Linked DNA regions of Homo sapiens: region 2 is linked to region 1. Evidence: read pairs that join two places in POLR2A ChIA-PET (ENCODE). Cell type or tissue: OCI-LY7. All regions are shown on one strand. Each heading gives the region's core, and the rest is flanking DNA. Links, peaks and the distances in the headings are about the cores only. Region 1 overlaps CAB39L (calcium binding protein 39 like). Region 2 overlaps SETDB2-PHF11 (SETDB2-PHF11 readthrough).

Region 1 (4,400 bases), core at 280-4,279:
AAGTCTTGCTCTGTCACCCAGGCTGAAGTGCAGTGGCATAATCTCGACTCACTGCAACCTCCACCTGCCAGGTTCAAGTGATTCTCCTGCCTCAACCTCCCGAGTAGCTGAGACTACAGGTGCACACCACCACACCCGGCTAATTTTTGTATTTTTAGTAGAGACAGGGTTTCACCATGTTGGCCAGGATGGTCTCGGGCTCCTGACCTCATGATCTGCCCACTTCGGCCTCCCAAAGTGCTGGGATTACAGGCGTGAGCCACCGTGCCCAGCCGGCATAGGAGAATTTTTTAGGGTGATGGAACTGTTGTTCTTCATTACAGAACTGTGCACTAAAAAGGGTGAATGTTACTATTTATAAATTGTATCATAATTTTTAAAAATGAAAATTATAGCCAGTGAAGTCAGGGACTTCTCTATTCTTGCTGGTGTGTTGCGGGGGAGTTGAGGTGGGTGGGAGCAAGTGGTTGTGCTGAATTTCAGTAGCAGAAGTGGATAGGCAGAACAGTCTACCGGGTGAGGGGTAGCCACTGAATGGATTAGTGAGGGATCTTGCTGGGGACTAAAATTCAAATTGGACTAATTTATAGATATTGGGAAAGATATAGGGAATGAAACTACAAGCTAGCTCAAAGTTGCTCTCAAAAAAATTTAAATATATTAAATTTATATATTACATGAAATCCATCTGTGGGAATTTATATGGGAGATTATCTCCCCCACTGCCCCAATATCTTTGTCATTCTATTTTCTCTGCAGGCTGGCTTCTTCTGTTTCTTTAGGCCACATAGTGAAAAATACGACCACTGATGGAAAAACTGCATTTACTATCTTTAGCACCTGGCTAAACACTGGGGTTCTGTCTCAGTTCTAGTTCCAGAATTCCTGCAGAAAGCCTCTGGCCCTCTTTTGGTCAGATATCCACTTGCAGATCATTCAGCTTTGTGTTGTCCAGGGTGTCATATCACCCAAAATGGTTGTTCCCATGGTAACCATGTGAGTGGAGAAGGAGGGAGCATTCCCCAGAAAGCAGAGGGAGTGGGCAGACACAACACTTTATACACAGCACAAGCAGTCTTCATCCTTATGCAGATTACATTCCTTAAAATGTCTGGTACGATCAAACTAATGGTCACTGTCTTAATTTTATTACAAACAATTAACAGGTTTCACATCTAATTAAGAGCCTGATGCCAAATGCCATTTTTAATCACCCATAAATTATATTCCTTTATAGGATAAAGGCCTTCTAAAGCTTATATTCATTAAGCTTTAGGGCAATAGGGTAATGATAACATAAAATGCCATTTTCTATGACATAGTATTTCCCTACCTGAGATTGTAAATTCTTTAATTTGTCCAGTGAGGGGCACAAAATATATACACAATCAAATAAAATCAAGACCAAACATAATTAAATAAAATCAATGGCTGACACGCATAGTAAGCATTTCAAATTGTTAAATGTATAATGTACAGTTAAAGCTGGTATTTTAAGGCTTTATGATTTCTGTTATATTTTTACAGTAATAAAACCAAAGGTAAAGAGCCATTTTTTTTTCTTTTTCTTTTTCTTTCTTTTTTTTTTTTTTTGAGATGGAGTTTCACTCTTATTGCCCAGGCAGAAGTGCAATGGTGCGATCTTGGCTCACTGCAACCTCCTCCTCCTGGGTTCAAGCGATTCTCCTGCCTCAGCCTCCCAAGTAGCTAGGATTACAGGTGCATGCCACCATGGCCACGGCTAATTTTTGTATTTTTAGTACAGATAGGGTTTTGCCACGTTGGCGAGGCTGGTCTCGAACTCCTGAATTTAGGTATCCCAAAATGCTGGGATTACAGACGTAAGCCACCACGCCTGGCCAAGGGCCACTTTAATCAGGTCCAGGGAATAGAAAAAGATTATTAGAGGATAAACATTTACAAAATGTAGGACTACAAAATGGCTTAATGAAAAGTGGAAAAGTTGATCCTGGAGTGTTTGTTTTGCTATTTTTTTTTCTTTTGAGACAGGGTCTCATTCTATTACCCAGGCTGGAGTGCAGTAGCACAATCTTGGCTCACTGTAGCCTCAACCACCTGGGCCCAGGTGATTCTTCCACCTTAGCCTCCTGAGTAGCTGGGACCACAGGCAGGCATACTCTGCTAATTTTTTTTATTTTTTGTAGAGACAGGGTTTTGCCATGTTGCCCAGGGGGGTCTCAAACTCCTGGGCTCAAGCAATCCTCCCACCTCAGTCTCCCAAAGTGCTGGGATTATAGGCGTGAGCCACTGCACTGGGCCTGTTTTGCTAATTTTTTTTAATGTAGCGAGAAATAATCATTAGGGATTAAGTTACCATAGAAGACAATTTTCTGCTTCTTTGAGCTGCTTATTCAGCCTGAACAGTTCACTTTGCATCCACCCTGGTTTTGCAAGGCACACCTGCCTTTAAAATGAATGTATCAGACCTTACAGGCAATACATTTTCCCTCCTTTGATCTCTTATCACGTTGTGTTTCAAAACATCAAAGAGTCTAAAGCTGTGTCTTGAATAGTAGCCAAACCTCAAAAAACACAGCTGAGTTTGATCCTGAGCCCATAAAAATCAGAAGCCTTGCAAACTCAGCCACAAATCATTTTTTGAACCTCATAATAGTGTGCTGAAATGGTTCTTTTCTGTCTGCAATTTTAAGGCTTAAAGCATTAGATAAAAATTTATAGCTACATAATGAGATTTTTATTTAACCCAAAGGCCGACCTCCTAACTAGCCATTATTCACATGATGATAGCCGGATCCTCCAGTATTGTCCCTACCCCAGTGGGCCACTTTCCTCTAGATTCCTGACAGAGAAGTAGGTTTGTCAAAGATTCCTGAGTCAGTCCCTGCCATCCAGTTTAAGTCAGTGCTGCCAGCCACCATCACTGCTGTCAGCTCAGGGTTCCAAACCCCTGCTCCCAGCGCCCTTCAACCCCCATTCATTGCCTTGTTTCCTGCAACTGCTTATTTTTTCAGCACTCAGTTTACTCCAAGTGTAGAAAACCACCCCTTCTTCACTCAACTTGTTTTTTGTTGTTGTTTTTGTTTTTGTTTTGTTTGGAGATGGAGTCTCGCTCTGTCGCCCAGTCTGGAGTTCAGTGGTGCAATCTCGGCTCACTGCAAGCTCCGCCTCCTGGGTTCACGCCATTCTCCTGCCTCAGCCTCCCTCCAGAGTAGCTGGGACTACAGGCGCCCGCCACCACGCCCGGCTAATTTTTATATTTTTAGTAGAGATGAGGTTTCACCGTGTTAGCTAGGATGGTCTCGATCTCCTGACCTTGTGATCCGCCCGCCTCGGCCTCCCAAAGTGCTGGGATTACAGGCATGAGCCACTGCGCCGGCCTCAACATGTATTATTAGTACAAAGTTCCTTTACAAAGGTTTAAGGTGAACAAAGGATAATCACAGCACAGTGCAGAAACACCTTCAAGCTGAAGTCTACAGATCACTTTTATGAAAGGTTCCTCAGTCTTCCTGATCATCTTTCTCCATGAACATCTTCCTTTTGTCATGGTTCTGGATACCTCTCTCTCCCTCCCTCCAAACCTTTCTCCTTTCTTCTATTTCCTACTCCTATCAACCTTGGCCAAAGAGGGCATTTCTCAAATTTCTGTTACTTTTCTCTGCCAAGGAAATCTAAGCTTTTTTCTTTCAGTCTTTTCCTTACAGACATTGCCTAGAGACTTCAGCCTTTCAAACTAACAAAAAAGCCAATCAAGGTATCTTCTAAACAAAAATTCACTTTTTTTCTCTGTAAGGAATGTGCCATTCTCCTAGGTTATCTGGCAAAAGCTGTAGTCCATCCTTAAAATAATAATTTTTCCTTTCTGTTATCAAAACATACCAGAAATTTTACAGTCAAATGACTGTTCTGCTATCCAAAGAAGCACCAGGAGAGGCTATTCACGTACTGAAATCATATAATCATCACCCCAAAGAGTTTGAATTATCTTCTAAACAATTTACTGATTCCTTCAGAAAAATGGCTCACTGGTATGTCCCAATACCTTCTTTTGGTCCAATTCTTTTACCTCTGCTTTGATATCTCATTCTCATTACTACATTCATTCAAACAATTCACAAATTAACATGCCACTAGGTGTGGCAAACACAGTCCTCGTACTCAAGGTAACACAGAAGTGGCTGTCCCAGTGCAAGCCATGAACCAAGAGACATGGGGGTGGGGGTTCTGTGTCGCTGGAGTAAGTCTGAAGTCAGAAGGAATTTTATCAAGCTGTCAGTAGCTTACATAGATACTTTAGGCTTGAGAAGGAGAGTTGCTGCCTGCAGGCTGATCATCCATGCCTCCAGTTCATAGAGATAACATAGTACATTTCTATAAGTAGGCTAATAATGCTAGGAATGCTGGCTGCCTCCTTCCTG
Region 2 (4,400 bases), core at 161-4,160, 79 kb after region 1:
CCGCAGGTAGTATGGGGTGGGGGGTTGATTTACTACATTCAGTGACTATGCTCTGTGTAAACAGTCTTTTGGAATTTGTTGATAATTCCTTTTGGTCTCATAATAGTTTTTGTAAATTTCATGCTTTTCCTCCCACAAGAAGTATTTTCTGTTGGGTGCAGGGTTCTATATATTTTTTGGATTAAGCTTGTTAATTTGTCATTTAAATCCTTTATACTCTGGTTTTTTACCCACTTTATCTCAGTTCCTTAGATTTGTTACTTCATCACCAAATTGTGGATCTGTGCATTTTCCTTTTAATTTTGCTTTATATATTTCAGAGTGATGTTATTTGTACATAAAGGGTCATGAATATTAAATCTGGTGAATTGTTCTGTCAGCATAAAATATTTGTGTCTTTTATTGATTTTCATATTCAACTCTTATTTGATACGTTTCTTCTTATAATTGCAGATGTCTTTTTCCAGTCTCTTCGTTTTCAGCCTTGCTGTGACATTTTGTGTAATTTAAGTGGGTCTCTTATTTTAAAATATCATATCTGGGTTTTGCTTGCCATCCAATCTGAGAGTCTGCCCTTTAATAGGTAATTCACCTTTATTGTGATTATTGACATATTTTGGCCTTATTCTTGTCATTATTTAACAAGCTTCTCTTTGTATCTTTTATATCTTATTTTTCCACCTGTTTTTTGGAACAGAGTCTTGCTCTGTTGCCCAGGCTGGAGTACAGTGGCGTGATCTCGGCTCACTGCAACCTCTGCCTCCCAGGTTCAAGCAATTTTCCTCCCTCAGCCTCCCAAGTAGCCCAGATTACAGGTACACACCACCACACCCAGCTAATTTTTGTATTTTTGGTAGAGATGGGATTTCGCCATGTTGGCCAGGCTGGTCTTGAACTCCTGACCTCAGGTGATCCACCCACCTCAGCCTCCCAAAGCGCTGGCATCACTTTTATTTTTAATTGAGGTTAGCCCCAAGTTTTCTTTGTTCATTTTTTTTTAAGTTGATTAACTTTACATTTCACAGTTCTTAAATTTATGTTTTCTTAACAAAGTGTACATTTAGTCAGTTTTGATAAGGCCCCTGTAAAGAAGAAGTTAGCATGCTTCTACTTTGCTTTCTCTCATCTTGAAACAATCCCTTCCATCTCTCCTCCAGAAAAGAACATAATCTCTCATGATATCTTTAAGAATTTTTCTTTCATTTGTTATTAAATTCAGTTTACATTTAACATTAATGTGTTTTACTCATTTATTTGCTCACTATTGCTACGTATACCTCAGTGCTTTCTTATAGGTTCATTTTTCATCATCAGATACTTATTTCTTTCACAGTCTCTGAGTGACTCTTTGAATGTCTGCAAATGTCTTTTTTTCATCTTTAGTATGGAAAGATAGCTTGGCTGGATATAGAGTTCTGGGTTCATACTGACTTTGCTTTAACATTTTGCATCTGACATTTCTGATGAGAAATCTCATTACTAGTCTAATACACCTTCCTTTTAGATAATCTACATTTTTCTGGAAACATCTAAGACTTTGTGTTTTTGATATTCTGAAGTTAGTCACGGTTTGTCTAGCGATGTGTGTTAAGAATTTTATCCTGGTTGGTACTCAGTGGATTCAGTTTGCTTATGTGTTTTCCAGTTCTGAGAAATTCTTGCTCATTATTGCCTCCTCTCCATTTTCTCAATTTTTTGCCTCCTCTTGTTTCCTTGCTCTGTGTTCTTGGTGAATTACTCAACTCAGTCTTCCAGCTTACTAACTGGCTCTTCATGTTAGTCTGTTCTGTCATTCAGTCATCTATTGAGTTTATTTCAACAACTGTTTTTATATCCAAGATAGCTAACTGGCTTTTTTTCAAAATTGTGTGTTATTTCATGGATGAGATTTCCTTCTTTAGCTCAGTCTCTTTCATAGTGTAGCCTTCTTCAGATATTTGAGGACTCTCAGTTGTGCATTAATCTCCTCTGAGAGGATTCCTGCCCATCGTTTTGCTGTTGTGATTGTGGTTGCCATCATCTCTATAGCTTCCCATCTGTTTCCTTTCCCCAGAAGGGCCTTACTGACTTGGCCCTTAGAGAGTTCCCTTTTTGTTTTCAGCATGGCTATATATATATATTTTAAATCTCCTAACATTTCCATGGTTTGGTGTGGAAGTGGCAGAAGAATTTACAGTATCTTGACTAACATCTTGAGAATTAAAATTGTTGATCTATTTTTGACCTATTATTCTACCTCCAGATATGTTATCCTAGGGAAATTGCCAGAGATATGTATAAAGTATATTTATTTTAGCATTATTTATTATACTAAAAATTAATCTATAAAGGAAAACAATCTAAATATCGAATATAGAGGTTTATATTATTAATTAATATTTTTATTAAAATTTAATTATTAAAATATTTAATGTACTATAATGTATGCGTTATTGACCAAAGTATGTTATACAGCCAGTTGTATTATACAAAAATATTAGTGATGGAGGAAAATGCAGGAAATGTTTTTAATGAAAGATTATAAAAAATTAAATATACTACAATCCAAATTTTTGTTTTAAAACTACATTCTGAAAGAATAACAATAATTGGTAGTATTCCTTGAATCTTTCGTATGTCAGGCACATTATATGTAATTAAGTCTTGTCCTCAGAACAACCTGTGAGATAGTTAGTATTATCCCCTTTTTAAAAGGTTTATAAAAGACTTATAAAATGGAGATAGTAATATAAATACAAATATATTAAATATGGGTGATAGGATTGGGTGGGCCTTCTCTATTATTTCTAATTTTGATACTTTACATATTTTTTCCAGATAACATAATGTTTTTTTGTAATGGTTCATGCTGTTTTAAAAGATCAAGCTGTTATAACAATATCTTATTTCCTTATATATACATATATATATATATATATATATATATATGTGGTCCTTTACAAATATGCACTATTCTTTATTGTTTTCCTTACAGAATGTTTCATCCATTTGTGGACCAAAAGATGGAGTTGGTTTTTATTTTTAAAAAGATAATGTTAATGATCTGATACCACTACAAATATTTACGTGAGAAGATTCATGGACTTGTCTTTTGGTTGGACTGTCACTCATTTCTGAAAGTTTCTTCAGCCACAATTTCTATTTGAAAATTCAAGTATCAAAGGATACCAGGTTTAGAATGGTATAATGATGTATTTTGTCTGAGGACTGCAAATTTTATAGAGACCACAGTTGGATTCCAGTGATATTCTGCAATCAAAGTGATTTGATAAACCTAATTTTGAAGCATTTTATATTTATAAGCGACATCAAAAGATGGGAGAAAAAAATGGTAGGTTGAAGAACACACTGTTACACTTTATATCTAAAAGTATAAAAGTATATAGACAATGTAAGCTGATGTGGAATTGTCAAGGTTTTGCATTGCGAGGAACTTTTCTGAATTAGAGGGAATTAAGGGTTTATTCTTGTATAGCCACCAATTTTGACTGTCTTTATCATTAGTTGTGAAAAAATTGACTTTTTTGTAAACTTTTTTTTTTTTCTTTTTTTTTGGTGATGGAGTCTCTGTCGCCCAGGCTGTAGTGCAGTAGCACAATCTTGGCTCACTGCAACCTCTGCCTCCTGGGATCAAGCGATTCTCCTGCCACAGCCTCCTGAGTAGCTGGGATTACAGGCATGTGCCACCATGCCCAGCTAATTTTTTGTATTTTTAGTAGAGATGGGGTTTCACCATGTTGGTCAGGCTGGTCTCAAACTCCTGACCTCATGATCTGTCCACCTTGGCCTCCCAAAGTGCTAGGATTACAGCACTTGCACCTGGCCAAAATAGGTGAGCCACTGCACCTGGCCAAAATACTTTTAGTGTTACAGAAAAATTGAGAGGATTGCAGAGTTCCAGTAAACCTGGTACTTAGCTTTATCTATGATTAACATTTTACATTTGGATGCTACATTTGTTACAATTAATGAACCAATATTGGCACATTATTATTAACTGAAGTCCATAGTATATTCACGTTAGTTTTTACCTGATGTCTTTTTCCATTCCAAGATCCCATCCAGGACACCACATTCCATTTACTTGTCATGTCTGCTTAGGCTCCTCCTAGCTGTGATAGTTTCTGAGACTTTTCTTGTTTTTTATTTTTTTGGGATTTTGTATCCAAATATTTTGTAAGATGCCCCTCTGTTGGAATTATTGTCTGATGTTTTTCCATAATTTGACTGGAGCGATGGGTTTTGGGGAGTGTGATCTCAGAGGTAAAATGTCATTTTCATCACATCATATCAAGGGTACATGCTGTCAGCATGATTTCTCAGAGTTGATATTGAACTTGATCAACAGAGCTTGAGCTGGCTAATGTAGGTGGTGGTATCAAATTTCTCCACTGTAAAGT

What was found. ChIA-PET counts read pairs that join two places held together with the same protein. Peaks named below come from ENCODE experiments on the same cell type or tissue, not always from the same donor. Only the 100,000 strongest peaks of a DNase experiment are listed, where the experiment ranks them.
Region 2: POLR2A ChIA-PET joins it to region 1 with 5 read pairs; 11 of 35 experiments call an interaction of 5 or more read pairs at or near these places.

The regions. Positions count from the first base shown.
Region 1 is chr13:49,369,612-49,374,011 of GRCh38, forward strand. The region is part of intron 5 of CAB39L (calcium binding protein 39 like); the gene reads right to left. Among named protein-coding and RNA genes, the nearest start is that of CAB39L, 72 kb to the right of the region's middle. In OCI-LY7, for the core only: no CTCF peak of the experiment used is centred there; DNase peaks (open chromatin) are centred at 2,450 and 4,180; H3K4me3 peaks cover 2,898 bases; H3K27ac peaks cover 4,000 bases.
Region 2 is chr13:49,448,579-49,452,978 of GRCh38, forward strand. It overlaps SETDB2-PHF11 (SETDB2-PHF11 readthrough), which reads left to right. Exons shown (of 21, transcript NR_135324.2): 2 at 2,975-3,331. SETDB2 (SET domain bifurcated histone lysine methyltransferase 2) reads left to right here. Exons shown (of 14, transcript NM_001160308.3): 2 at 2,975-3,331. The coding sequence starts at 3,316. Among named protein-coding and RNA genes, the nearest start is that of SETDB2-PHF11, 6.5 kb to the left of the region's middle. In OCI-LY7, for the core only: no CTCF peak of the experiment used is centred there; no DNase peak of the experiment used is centred there; H3K4me3 peaks cover 72 bases; H3K27ac peaks cover 1,013 bases.